Linked DNA regions of Homo sapiens: all the other regions are linked to region 3. A link is a loop called in an ENCODE intact Hi-C map of the cell type or tissue named here. Cell type or tissue: right lobe of liver. All regions are shown on one strand. Links, peaks and the distances in the headings refer to the core of each region. The heading gives the core; the rest is flanking DNA. Region 1 overlaps SCUBE1 (signal peptide, CUB domain and EGF like domain containing 1). Region 2 overlaps MPPED1 (metallophosphoesterase domain containing 1). Region 3 overlaps LOC105373053 (a long non-coding RNA gene).

Region 1 (4,505 bases), core at 1,346-3,845, 160 kb before region 3:
CCATGTATTGGTGCCCCCGCTCCTGGCCCGAGTTCTCTAGTAAATGGGGTTTCCAGCCCCGTGCCCATCTGGCCAAGGCCTGGCACTGGCAGAGACCTGCTACCCACCTCTAACCGTTCCCTGCTACCCCTTGTCTCCCCAGCCCTGCCTCACTTGTCCTTGGCTGAGCCCCTCTGCCCAGGAGTCCCCATCCTTGCTGAGGCCTCAGGCCCCCCAGGGTTGAGGGCAGGGTTGGGATGCGGGGTGCAGTGTAGGTGGCCGTGCGGCCAGGCGCGTGCCTCGGGGGGGAGGTGGCCCTGGCGGGCAGGCTGCAGACCTCCGCAGTGGGTTGTCCCGTAGAGGATGTAGCCGCGGTGACACAGGCACTGGAAGCTGCCCGGGGAGTTGATGCAGATGTGGTCACAGGTCCGCTCGAAGGAGCACTCGTCGATGTCTGCGTGGCCACAGGGAGACAAAGTTGGGGGAGGAGTTTGAGGGAGTGGTGGGTGGGCACGGCCTGTCACTCTCAGTCACTCAAGGCACATCTGTGGACACACAGTCCCTGGGCGCAGGCGCAGCACAGCACCGACCCACAGGAAATGGGAGACTCCTTGCTGCTCGACTTTCCATTGTGTCTCCATTAGCCTTCTGTTTCTGGGTTGGGAGCCACCTCACGTCTTTTCTGGAGACGAGCAGGGCAGAAACATTGTGAATGGAAGGGATTATTATGAATCTCTGCCATTTTACTATCTCACAGTCAGCTCCAATTAGGAGTGGTAGAGAGGCATTGAATCCACGCCTGCAGGAAACGGACTGCAGCTGGCCCCAGGGCCCTGGGGAGGCAGCTGACTTGGGACATAAACCTAGGCCTCTTGGATGCTGACCAAAGCATCTTTCCCCATCACCCCATGATGTTTCTTGAGAAAATAAGGAAAACCACACAGGTAAAAAGAGAAGAGGAAATATGCCACCCATAAAGGTCAAAAAGGGAGCTCTGATAGAATGTGAAATGTGATGATGAGCTTCCTGGCAGCCAAGGTAAAAAGGGAAAGAGGGAAGGTCATGGGGTGTTTGTTCCTGGAAAGGAAAAAATGAACCACCATGTTGACTGGAGACAAGTCTGTCCTGGCCATAAATTCTGAGGAAAATGGCTGTTATGGGACAGTTGATGGGGACCCCTGAAGGCAAAACAGACGCCAACCTGCCCCTCCTTGGGCATAGCAGTTAAGAGTTCATTCTTTGAAAACATTAGCTCATGTAATTTCACAAATATTTGTAATATACGCGTATTTATAAAACCACTAACACAAGGAAGAAATTGTGCATGGTGCTCAAAGGCGAGTGTGCTCCCTCCCAGGGAGGATCTGGGACCTCCGGGTACTTGCGGCACCTGGGCTAAAATCTGAAGGATGGGACCAGCCTGGAATGAGCGAATGAATGTGGAGGAAGGGTGCTCCAGGCAGTGGCTAGGAGGTAAGAGCATGGGGTGCCCAGGGGATGCACCTGTTCCCTTGGGCCCAGCCCCATCTGAACTCCCCTCCCCTCCTAGGAGCCACCCTGGCAGGTCCACTTGTGTGGAGCCCAAGGGGGACTGGGGTGGTGTCTGGGGTCCCCTGAGTGCCAAGCAAAGGAGCATGGACGCTTCCCTGCTGGACCTGTGGAGCCCAGAGCCCCAAGGCCTCAGAAAGATGAGCCTGGAAGGGGGTGGAAAAGATACAGGTGGGGGTGGGGCGGGTGAGGACAGGGCCTCACAAGCGATCTCACCTCCTCCTCGACAGCCGCCTGCCTCTTTCAGGGGGCAGCTGGGATGCAAGGTCAAGGGCTCTCCTCAGCCCTCTGCAGAAGAACTTGGCAAGGCCAACAGAGAAACAAAGTCAAAGTCAGAAGAACCCTGATAGGGCCTGGACAGACACTGTGCTCCTGTCTAGACCTCAGGCCCTGAGGAGAAGACAGGGCCAGGATGCCCGTCCAGGGACGAAGAGGCTGAGCCTGGGGAAGGCAGCGGCTGGCCTGGGGCACACATGATTCTGAGGACGGCAGGCCCTGGCCCTACTCTCGCCAGCCTCCTGCTTTTACATTCCTCAGGGACCTTGTGGGAGAACAGCCCTCGCTCCTCAGGGCCTCACCCTGCCCCGTGCCAGCCCCTGAGCTGCACTGACAGGCAGAAGCACAGCCTGGTACCCAGACAAGGCCACATGCTGCCCGCAACTGCTGGTACCCCGTGGGCAAAAAACCACCAGAGCACAGCTGGATAATCGTCAGGGAAAGACAGCCCCTGCCCTGCTACATGGGGTGCCCCACCCCCTGCACTTTCTCCCAGTGTGGGGCCCACAGGGTACCTGTCTCCTTCCTCATGGCCTCATCCGGCCCCACCAAGTTCCTTGTGGTCCCCTAAACCTCCTCAGGCCGGCAGCGCCATCTCCTGGGTGGGTTTACCTCCCTGGCTCCTCCTGGAAAATCGCTACTCACCCCTCAGGCATTTCACCAACGGACCCTCCCCGTAGCCTTCCCTGACCCCGCTCTGCACTGCCAGCCTCTGGGCTCCTGCTGCATCCTGGATCCCACTAGACTCTTCCTGGGCCGGGATTCTTGGCTTCTGCCCAGACCCCTCCTCATTATCCTTGTTCCCAGCAGGTGAGGATTGTTTGAGAGCGCCTGCCTGCAATGTGCAACGCTTTCCAACAGATGGCAGCATCCCACCTCCGAAGCCAGAGGAGTTCGATGCTGGGAGGCCCGTGGGCCACCTGGGAAGGGAGGGGCTGGGTGAACTGATGAGCTGGGCCACCGGCTCCCTCTGCCACCTGGGACATGTGCTGAAGCCCTCTCGAGCCTCAGTGTCCCATCAATAAAAGGAACAGATTGGACTGGATGTCCCCTAGAGTCGTAAAGGACCCCATTCCCTCGGGCCCAGCCCCATCCGCATTCCCCTCCCCTCCTAGGAGCCCGTGTCAGCCCAGGAGGGGAAGGGGCACGATCCCGCTGGGCCCGAGAGCCACCCGGGGCATGGCAGGGGCTCACCCTGGCAGGTGCGCTCGTCGGTGAGCAGCTTGTAGCCCTTCCGGCAGCCGCACTCGAAGCTGCCCACGGTGTTGCGGCAGAAGTGGTCGCAGCCTCCGTTGTTGACCAGGCACTCGTTGATGTCTGTGGGAGCCAAGGGGGATGGAGGAGTGAGAGCCAGGAGAATCAGCTTGTGTGACCAGCGGGGGGACGGCAGGCTAGCGGCAGGGGATGACACTGCCCTGAGTTGCCTGGTGCCCACTTCCCAAGCTGGCTGCTGGCTCCCCAGCTGTGCAGAGGGGTGGGGGCCCTGTCTCGCAGGGGTCAGGGTCGGGGCTGGGTTGTACTGGGAAGGGCCAGCTCCCCAAGCTTCACCACTTCCCCTGAGACTTGGCAAGCCTGGGATGTGAGACATTGAGTAGAGAGGAACTGATGGCTGCTGTGCCCGGCAAGAAAGCAGGGACAGCGACTCTCCCATGTCCTCTCTTCTGCAGGTTCAGGGAGGCCGCCTGGCCAGCAGGGAGGCTGGAGCAGGCAGGCACCACTTCTGGTGACCTCGGCAAGCTCCCGGACCCCTGAGCCTTGGTCTCCTGCTTGCAGAGCGAGGACAGGAAGTGCACCCATTTTGAAGGATATCACGAGGACTAGGTGAAAAAACACTTCCACGGTGCCGGTGCTTGGTCAGCGCTCAAGAAACTTTTTTCAAAAAGTAGGTGTTTTTGCCTCTGTTTGAGGAGTAGACTGAGGCTTAGAGAGGGAAAGCACCTGGTTCAAGAGGCTTCAAAAGGTAAGTGGGGAGCTGGGCTATGCAGCGGGCCTGACGCTCCCCCCTTTCCCAGCCTGACTCCCCGCCTGTTTGTTTGAGCTGCTTCTTTGCTTAACAGTGAATGAGTTGTAGTATGCTCCGAAGGTTGCCTGGCCCGATCCCGTGTAATAAATGATGCCATCCTGAGCAACTCTGCCAGTCAGCCTCTGCTTGCACACCTCCAGGGACAGGAAACTTTCTCCCTCCCAGCATGGCCTGCTGGCCGATGCCTCACAGATGTCTTCCTCACCCTAAACACAGCCCTGACCCCTGTGAGCCCCCATGCTCCTGCTCCCTTGTCGGGCCCATCTGGGCTTTGCCCTTAGGCCTTGGGCCAGCCTGGCATTCTGTGCCATTAGAGGTCCCTGTCCCCAAGGGGCCTCTTCTCCAAGGGACACAGTCTCAGCTACTCCCAAATTCCTCCTGGGTCCCGACCTCCAGGCCCCCATGCTGGCCACCCCCTCCAGACTCTCTCCAGCAGTGAGTAACAAAAATAAGAGGTTTTATTTCTACACTGCAGGGTGGCTTAAAAAAATAATCAGTGCTGGCCGGGCACGGTGGCTCATGCCTGTAATCCCAGCACTTTAGAAGGCTGAGGCGGGCGGATCACCTGAGGTCGGGAGTTCCAGAGCAGCCTGGCCAACGCGGAGAAACCCCATCTCTACTAAAAATACAAAATTAGCTGGGCGTGGTGGCGCATGCCTGTAATCCCAGCTACCCGGGA
Region 2 (4,505 bases), core at 1,123-3,622, 88 kb after region 3:
AGGATGAGGCCAGGCACTCTGCAGCTCAGCAGCCTGGGAGGAACCTGTCCAGCCTCTTCCCGATGATCTCAGGGGGCCGATGGCCAGTGGAGGCCTGGACAGGCAGGACTGTGGGGACAGTGATCAGGCTGCTGCCTCCTTTGATCTGATGAAGACACCTGTTGGGGGCCTGGCAGCAGGTACCCCTGTCAGCGATTCCAGCAGCTTCCTCCTGCCCGCCCCTCTCTCAGCCATGCTGTGGCTTCTGGACAAGCTGACAGCTGTGTGCTGTGTGTCTGTCTGTGTCCACCCCTGCAGGCAGCCTGCCCTATGAGTACAAGATCGTGATCGCGGGCAACCACGAGCTGACCTTTGACCAGGAGTTCATGCAGCTTCCTCCTGCCCGCCCCTCTCTCAGCCGTGCTGTGGCTTCTGGACAAGCTGACGGCTGTGTGCTGTGTGTCTGTCTGTGTCCACCCCTGCAGGCAGCCTGCCCTACGAGTACAAGATCGTGATCGCAGGCAACCACGAGCTGACCTTTGACCAGGAGTTCATGGCCGACCTCATCAAGCAGGACTTTTACTACTTCCCATCTGTGTCGAAGCTGAAGCCGGAGAACTATGAGAATGTGCAGTCGCTGCTGACCAACTGCATCTACCTTCAGGACTCGGAGGTCACCGTGCGGGGCTTCCGGATCTATGGCTCCCCATGGTGAGTGGGCCTGGGTGCTGGTCCTGCCTGCTGGTGAGACCAGAGCTGAGGCTGAGCGCAGGGGGTGTAGGGGATGGGAGTAGCAGCAGGGAGCTCCGGATGCGAGGCTCAGGACTGAATCTTGACCCCTTACCCTCTGTGTGACCTAGGCAGGTCACCGCTGCTCTCTGGGCCTGTTTTCCCACATCTCACTGAAAATAGTATTATCAGCTGTAACCTGTGTTATGCTATGCTGTACTAGCTCACTTACAGGCAGGTACTATTATCTCCATTTTACAGGTGAGGAAACTGAGGCCCACAGTGGGTGAGGACCTTGCCAAAGGTCACACAGCTAGGAAGGGGCAGAGCTGGGATTAAACCCAAGCAATTTGGTTCCAGAACCCCTGCCTTTAATGAATATTCTATAATGCTAGGAATCTTTCTCTAATGCTGTCTTCCTGCTCCATACAAAAAAAGATGCATATGTCAGGGGCTGGGGGAGATGATGATCGTAATAATGATGATATTGGTGATGATGGTGATGGTGATGATGGTGGTGATGATCATCATGATGATGGTTGTGGTGGTGGTGGTGGTGGTGATGTGATGGTGATGGTGGTGATGATGATGGTTGTGGTGGTGGTGGTGGTGGTGATGGTGGTGATGATGGTGGTGATGGTGATGATGGTGGTGATGATCGTCATGATGATGGTTGTGGTGGTGATGTGGTGATGGTGATGTGGTGATGGTGATGATGGTGGTGGTGATGATGGTGGTGATGGTGATGATGATGGTTGTGGTGGTGGTGGTGGTGGTGATGATGATGATGAGGGTGAGGGTGAGGGTGATGATAGTATGGTGATGGTGGTGGTGTGATGATGATATTGAGGGTAGTGATGGTGATAATGATGGTGATGATGATGGCGATGCTGCTGATGATGGTGATGATGGTGGTTATGCTGATGGTGATGATGGTGAAGATGGTGATGGTGGTATGGTGATGATGTGATGATGGTAATGAGGATGATTACGGTGGTGGTGGTAGTGATGGTGGTGATGATGATGGTGGTGGTGGTGGTGTGATCATAATGGTGAGGGTAGTGATGGTGATAATGATGGTGATGATCATGGTGGGGGTGGTGGTGATGATGATGATGGTGATGGCAGGAAATAATTTCTGAGCAATTACAGTAATCTGGGCCCTAGGCTAAAGGCTCTATAAACCTTATCTCTAATCCTTACTCAGCCCTGTGAGGACTGATTTATTATCCCTATTCTATAGGTGGACAGAATGAGCGGCCACAGGGTGCCCAGTGCTGGCAGGGTGAGGTGGGCTTCATACATGGAAGGGCAAGATCACATATGCTTAAAAGTGTGGCTTGATCCTGGAAGGCTCCCTGGAGGAGGTGGGGTAACCTGAGCCTTGAGGGAAGAGAAGGGTATTCACAGGCAGGGAGGAGTAACGTGGCCTGAGGCTGCACTATCAGGAAGCAGCACAGTCAGCGAGGCTAAGGAGCCCTTTAGAGGCACAAAGGGCTTGCCTGGGTGGAAGGACTTCAGAGAGAGCTACTGCCAGCACAGAGCATCTGGGAAACCCCTGTGGCCCTGGTTGGTGCCTCATGGTGACCACCTAGTGGCTGGAGGCGGCAGGCAGATTTAGGACCTGGTTTCATCTTGCCATAGCCTCCTCATGGAGCAGAGGGGAAGGTGGGGAGGTGCAGGGCTGTCTCATCTTCCCTGGCCTCGGCAGGTGCCTGCTGTCATCTCCCTGGACTTCACGATGTACAGGGTCTTGGTGAACCCTCCCTGCAGCCAGTGAGGTCCCAGACAAGGACCTCTGGGCACTTGAGGATGTGATGAGGTCAGTACCAAGGACAAGGAGAGGAGGGGAGGTGGCTGAGTCTGCCTCACCGGCCACTAGAGCTCAGATCTGGAGAAGTCTGATAGGCCAAAAACCAGGAGGGCCGTCTAGAAGGAGGACCCAGCAAGCTTTCCCCTTGACCCCCCTACCAGCCAGGTGCACACACACAGCCTGTGCCATGCCAGGGAGTGGGAGAAGCCGAAGGACAGAGAAGGGAACTCGAGCCCAGGAGGTGGGTTCAGGGGCCCTGCTACCCTGCTCCAGAAGGGGTTTGGTGAGATCCAGGAGGGCTCCCTGTTGGAGGGGGCATTTGAACTGGGGCCAAAAGAGGCATGAGATTTCCACAGGCAGAGGAGGCAGAGGGAGACCACATGTCTGAACCTCTGTTATGTGTCAGGCCCTGTGCCAGGCTCTTCTTGGGCCTGTCACTTGACAGCCCTTAACACAAGGGCTGAACGCCCCCTCTCTCCATCCCGCAAGGGAGGCTGTGAGCTGGTGCTCCTCCTGTTCCTCTCAGGCCCTGTCTGGGGCTGGGAGCAGGTGGTGGAGGTGAGACCTGGGCTCATTTGTTGGGCAAGTTTCACTCAGTTTCCAACCGGGGTGAGCAGATTGCCTGCGTCTGCTGCTGTGGTGCCACGGAATGGATGCCAAGCCACTCTGGCCGCTACCCTCCCCTGGGAGGCTGGGTCCCTGCCACCATGCCCCAGCAGAGAGTGTCTGGGAAACCCCTGGGCTGCCCTGGTTGGTGCCACATGGTGGCCACCTGGCGGCTGGAGGCTGTGGGCAGATTTAGGACCTGGTCTCATCTTGCCACGGCCTCCTCATGGAGCAGAGGGGAAGATGGGGAGGTGCAGGGCTGTCTCATCTTCCCTGGCCTCGGCAGGTGCCTGCTGTCATCTCCCTGGACTTCACGATGTACAGGGTCTTGGTGAACCCTCCCTGCAGCCAGTGAGGTCCCAGACAAGGGCCTTTGGGTACTGGAGGCTGTTCAAATTGGGATACCACCACTTTTCAGCTGTGTGACTTTGGGCAGGTGGCTCAGCCTCTCTGGTCTTTCTGTGTAGTGGGGAAACGACACCGCCTGCCTTGTTGGGGGGTTGTGAGGTCTGCTTGGGCCCATCCAGGTGAAGGCCTGGCTCAAAGGAAGGCCCTGGAGAGTGGCTGTGGTCATTTATTATTACTGGGGTGCTCCTTGGGGAGCGAGGAAGAGGATAACTATTTAGTTTTATTCCACAAACCCCAAGGCAGGGCTAGGCCTGCAATTACCCCATTTTACAGAAGGGCAGGTAGAGGTTCAGGCAGGGATGTGGCTTGTCCAGGGCACCCGCGGGGTGGCCCTTCAGGCTGCCAGTCCTAGCTCTTCCTGCTCCAGGGCGGAGGCCATTCAGTGGCCTTTTTGAACGTATCCCGTGTGGCAGGCCTCCGTTCTCAGAACAGCCTTTGGGTGCATATGGGCCTTTTTGGCCCCCTGAGGAGATTGAGGCCTGGGGATTGAGCTGATATCCTCATGCCCTCAGGAATAAACTTGTTAATTCATTCATCAAGGATGTACAGAGTGCCAGGGAGACCCTGGGGACATGGTGTGGACAGACAGACACTGCTGCTGCCTTCATGGGGTTTACGTTCTCGTGGGAGACAGTCAACAACCAATTCCATCATCAATAAGAGCCATGAAGGAGGGGCCTTGGGTGCTGGGGTCAGGGGAGGCTTCCCATGGGGAAAGCCAGAGGTTGAAGAGATACAGGCAGCTAAGTGCAGCTGAAAGGGTGTGGCAGGCAGAGGGAACAGCCTGGGCAAAGGCCAGGAGACTTGAGAGGGCCTGGGGCATTTTGGGGACCACAGAGCTGAGTGTGGCTTCCGGGGGCCTGGGTGGATGACAGCAAGAGAGCAGAGACTGGGCAGCCAGATTGTGTTTGGTGCCGCCAGAACCCAGGTCCCTGGGTCCCCGGCCATACCCCCGTCCACCCACCGTGCT
Region 3 (4,505 bases), core at 1,069-3,568:
CTTCTTTCTTTCTTTTCCTTCCTTTTCTTTCTTCTTTCTTTTCCTTCCTTCCTTCCTTCCTCCCTCCCTCCCTCCCTCCCTCCCTCTTTCTTTCTTCTTCTTTTCTTTCTTTCTTTCTTTCTCTTTCTTTTCTCTCTCTCTTTCCTTTCTTTCTTTGTTTTCTTTCTTTCTTCTTTCTTCCTTTTCCTTCCTTCCTCCCTCCCTCCCTCTTTCTTTCTTCTTTCTTTCTTTCTTCCTTTCTTTTCTCTCTCTTTCTTTCTTTCCTCTCTCTCTCTTTCTTTCTTTCCTCTCTCTCTCTTTCTTTCTTTCCTTCTTTCTTTCTTTTCAGAGTTTCGCTTTTGTTGCCCAGGCTGGAGTTCAATGGTGCTATCTCAGCTCACTGTAACCTCCGCCTCCCAGGTTCAAGCGATTCTCCTGCCTCAGCCTCCCAAGTAGCTGGGATTACAGTCACACACCACCACACCCAGCTAATTTTTTGTATTTAGTAGATACAGGGTTTCAGCATGTTGGTCAGGCTGGTCTCGAACTCCTGACCTCAGGTGATCCACCCGCCTCAGCCTCCCAAAGTGCTGGGATTACAGGAGTGAGCCACTGCGCCCGGCCTGCCCATCCATTATTCATCCATCATCTGGGGAGGCTGACAAGGTCCAGCCTGGGCAGCCATCTCCATCAGGGCTAACTCTGTGAGCACCAATTCCCCCGAGGCACTCTGCCCTCTGCTGACGGGATCATCTCGTCTTACCTGCCACCACCTGGGAGGCAGGTGTCACCGACATCCACATGGGAATGAGACAGGACAGCAGTGGGTGAGTGAGGTGACCTGCCCAAGGGCACAAGGCTTTGAAAACAGCAGTGGTGGGTTGGGAGCTGGACTCGAACCTGGCCTGTCTTTTCCACCACTTTTAGAGAAGTGCAGGACTCACACATAGGAGGGCTTTGGATTCCAGCTCAAGGAGGGTCTGCAGGTTACAGTGAGGGCCCGAAACTCAGAAAGCGAGGGGGCCTGCCCAGCAGTCTGGCCCGCGGAGCCCTCCCAGCTGCCCATGGATTGCATCACTGTCCCAAGGGGAGACAGGGCTGTCCTGCCGGCTGCCTCTTTGAGTCACCGTGTGGCCAGGGAGTCCTGCTGGCCTCCACAGTCACCGCCAAACCATTTTGGCCTTGGTCTTTCAAAGCCAGGTCATTTTGGGAAAACTGAGGACATCCAGCACCATGGAGGGGCGTGTGTGTCTCTGCACTGGCTGATGAAGGGAGGTGGGTGGGGAGAGTTAGAGTGCTTCGATCAACCTTGACCTTTAGACCAGCCGGTCTGACCTCTCATTATATAGACAGGCAGGGAAACTGAGGCCAGGGAGGAGATGGCAATTTGTAGGGGGCCCAGGCATGCTATGTTTTACTGCAGGCCCCTCTTCTGTTATGAAGGATGGTGGGCTAGTTTGCTGAAAAGGGAGGTGAGCAGAGGCAGAGGAAGGTGGTCTCTCGGGGACAGTGTCTGAGGACTCCGTTCTGTCTGCTTGTCGTTTTAGACAAGAGAGTCTGCAGCTCTTGCAGGGGGCCTGGTGTAACCCCTATAACCCCTAGCAGTGGTTGCAACCTGCTGAAACCAGCCTTTGGGGAAAGAGCTGCTCCCTGGACCCTTGTGAGGGAGGGGGTTGGAGGCTATTTCTGCAAACTGGCAGTGGGTCTATTGGGGACCCTGCACCTTCCCAGCCTCCTGGGGCCTGGACGACCCGGGTCCCTATCTGAGCCCCACCTTCTCTTGCTGTGTGATATTAGGGGAGTCACTGCACCTCTCTGAGCCTCCTCTGTAATATAGCAATGAATCCTACCTTGCAGAACTGGTGAGGAGATCATCTTAAACCGTGCTCCGTTCTCTCCTTCTCCACTAAGCGTGATTGTGCTTGCAATTAAATGGTTCTTTGTGTAATAAGTTGTTTAATCTCAGCCGCCGGTCCTCAGAGCCTGCAGGGACCATGAACATCTTGTTGGTCACCATGTCACTGGGCTGCCCCGCTGCACATTTGGGGAGTGAATGGAGATTTTTAGTCTGACACACCTCCAACATGTAAAAACGTCATGTCTGGGAAAAACACCTGAAACAGCTGTTGGGAGAAACTTGTGGGGAGGAGGATGTCGCGCCCCCGGCGGGAGCCCGGGACACATTGCCCAGGGCTGCAGACCGCTGTGCCCGTCTCAGTCTGGAAGGACCAAGGAGATGAGTGGGCACCAGCGTGCACTTCTCGCTTGCGTCCAGCAGGTGGCGCCCGCCGGCCAGTGGGGCCTGCAAGGAGGGCGGCTAGGCGGGAGGGCTCTGGGTGTTGTCAAGGTCGCCCCATCCCAGTGCATTCGTGTTTGGGGGTGTGTCTGCTCACAGCTCCCTGAAAGGAGCAGCGCACTTTTGTTCTTCCCTCTAGAGCCAGCTCCAGGTCGACAGCTTCAAGGGGGGCCCAGGTGGAAGTGACAGCCCCTGGTTGGAGCCCGGCCCCGGGTCTGGCTGGGGCAGGTGCTGGAACGTGGGAGCCAGAATGTTGGCATGAGGCAGGGGAGGCCAGGAAGCCAGGGATCCAGGGTGGGGGAAGGAGGGAGGAGCCATGGGTCACATGTTTCATTTGTTAAAACTGAATAAATGTATAAAAGTATAAAAGAATGCTTTTGAGGGGTAATTGGGTGCACCTGATAGGAAGGAAGGTGGAAAGAAATCTAAGCCGTACAAAAAGCATTCGGTAAAAACTAGGTCTCTTTGCTCCCTCCCTCCCCACCTCCCCACCCCAGAGGCCCCCAGAGGCCCCTTGGCTTCTGAAACATTCTTCCAGAGAATCTACCCAGGGGTGTGTGTGTGTGTCTGTGTGTGTGTAGGGGTGCTGCAAAGAGCCTGTTTGCTATAATTGTGTGGGAAGAAATAGTTTCATCTTGAAAACCCCTTAGCCAGAAAGATTCGGGTCCTTCTAGAGAAAAACCTTCTAGGGAGTTTTTAGGGTGGGAGACACTGAGTGGGTTCTTTAGGGTCCGGGTCCCAGTGCTAGCGCCCTTCACCAGGGGACAGTGCTTTGTAGTTTGCAAAGTCCCCTTTTGTGTTTTACACTTGAAATGGACTTTGGTCCTCCCAGCAGCTCAGGCTGGGGGTGTTAGTTTTCCCCATTGCACAGATGGAGACCAGGGCCAGAGAGATTAAGGGACAGCTACGTGCCACACAGCTGGTGACAGAGGCTAGAGTGTGGATCAGGGCATCCTGACCCCTCCGCCTGCCATGGTGATTTTCCAGATGGTTAGGGGAAGGCAGGAGGAGTTGTAGGGTTGGAGGAGGGAATCTGGCCTGTGTTCCCAGGGAGCCGGCAGGCACCAATCAGCTGACCCTGCTTAATTTAAGCCCTTCAAACTTATGGGTTCCTAAAGCCACTTGGAGTCAGCCTTCAAAATGCTCTCCTGTTCTCCCTCCTCCTCCTTCTCCCTCCTCCCTCTTCCCCCTTGTCAGGAATCTGTAAGAAGAGGGGAGAGTGGATTATAATGGCCCCCCGCGGAACTCACCTGCCATGAAAGGGTGTTAAATAACACGCAATTTACATGTCTTCCCTGTAGGAAATTATAGAATCAGAGCTTTCAAATTAGCAATAGATTTTTCTAATTGAATCTCTTTCCCGTATGGCAGGTGAAGTGAGAAATGATCAGGTAGTTCAGTTTCCCCTGCAAATGGACCACCAGACAATTGAAGGAATTAAATGCTTCTTAAAAGTGCAGGTAAAATTGTTGTTATTTTCTGGGAAGTTTGTCTGCCTAAAGATATTGCAGGTGCATTTGTGTCCATGTGATCACTGTGTGACAAGATGAAGGGTGTCTGCACCCAAAGAGGAGAATGATATGGAGGAAAGTGGATCTGGAAAACAGAAACTGGGGTGGGTGCTCCTGGGCCACCTCCCGCCTCTCCCACCAGCTCTTAGCTCAGAGCCAGGCTCTGGGCCTTGCTCTGGAGCCTCTCAGTCATTTTGACCTTTCTGAGCCTCAGTTTCTTCCTCTGTAAAAGGTGACCATAGCATGGATATGGTTCATGTGAGGAAGGAACAAGACAAAGCCTGTGCAGTACTTAACACAGTGCCCGGCACATAGTAGGTGTTCAATACACAAACATATCTCTATACTACCACTACTAATTCTTCTTCCTGTCATTGCTATTTGTTTGCCTGGTGGATTCATTGTCCATTGGTGCAAAATAAATTAGCACAATACTTGGAGGCTTACAGCAAAACACATTTATGATCTCCTGGTCTCTGTGGGGCAGGAGGCTGCACCGTGTCTTCAGGTCCTTTGCTCTAGGGTCTTTTTTTTTTTTTTTTTTTTTTTGAGACAGAGTCTTGCTCTGTCACCCAGGCTGGAGTGCAGTGGTGTGATCTTGGCTTACTGCAACTTCTGCCTCCTGGGTTCAAGCGATTCTCCTGTCTCATCTTCCTGAGTAGCTGGGATTACAGGTACATGCCACCATGCCTGGCTAATTTTTGTATTTTTAATAGAGA

Evidence for each region. Peaks named below come from ENCODE experiments on the same cell type or tissue, not always from the same donor. Only the 100,000 strongest peaks of a DNase experiment are listed, where the experiment ranks them.
Region 1: it touches region 3 in a loop (5-fold over the local background); 75 of 110 quality-filtered maps call a loop at or near these places.
Region 2: it touches region 3 in a loop (6-fold over the local background); 6 of 110 quality-filtered maps call a loop at or near these places.

The regions. Positions count from the first base shown.
Region 1 is chr22:43,228,756-43,233,260 of GRCh38, forward strand. It overlaps SCUBE1 (signal peptide, CUB domain and EGF like domain containing 1), which reads right to left. Exons shown (of 22, transcript NM_173050.5): 8 at 2,998-3,120; 9 at 317-433. Among named protein-coding and RNA genes, the nearest start is that of SCUBE1-AS2, 18 kb to the left of the region's middle. RefSeq lists a silencer at 2,488-2,782. In right lobe of liver, for the core only: a CTCF peak has its summit at 2,661 (motif pointing right); a DNase peak (open chromatin) is centred at 2,676; H3K27ac peaks cover 759 bases.
Region 2 is chr22:43,474,272-43,478,776 of GRCh38, forward strand. MPPED1 (metallophosphoesterase domain containing 1) reads left to right here. Exons shown (of 7, transcript NM_001044370.2): 4 at 465-690. Among named protein-coding and RNA genes, the nearest start is that of EFCAB6-AS1, 40 kb to the right of the region's middle. In right lobe of liver, for the core only: a CTCF peak has its summit at 2,292 (motif pointing left); a DNase peak (open chromatin) is centred at 2,270; H3K4me3 peaks cover 155 bases; H3K27ac peaks cover 817 bases.
Region 3 is chr22:43,386,258-43,390,762 of GRCh38, forward strand. It overlaps LOC105373053 (a long non-coding RNA gene), which reads right to left. Exons shown (of 4, transcript XR_938288.3): 3 at 1,830-1,962. Among named protein-coding and RNA genes, the nearest start is that of LINC01639, 12 kb to the right of the region's middle. RefSeq lists enhancers at 1,805-2,383, 2,384-2,962. In right lobe of liver, for the core only: CTCF peaks have their summits at 2,241 (motif pointing right) and 2,455; DNase peaks (open chromatin) are centred at 2,254 and 3,125; H3K4me3 peaks cover 835 bases; H3K27ac peaks cover 1,325 bases.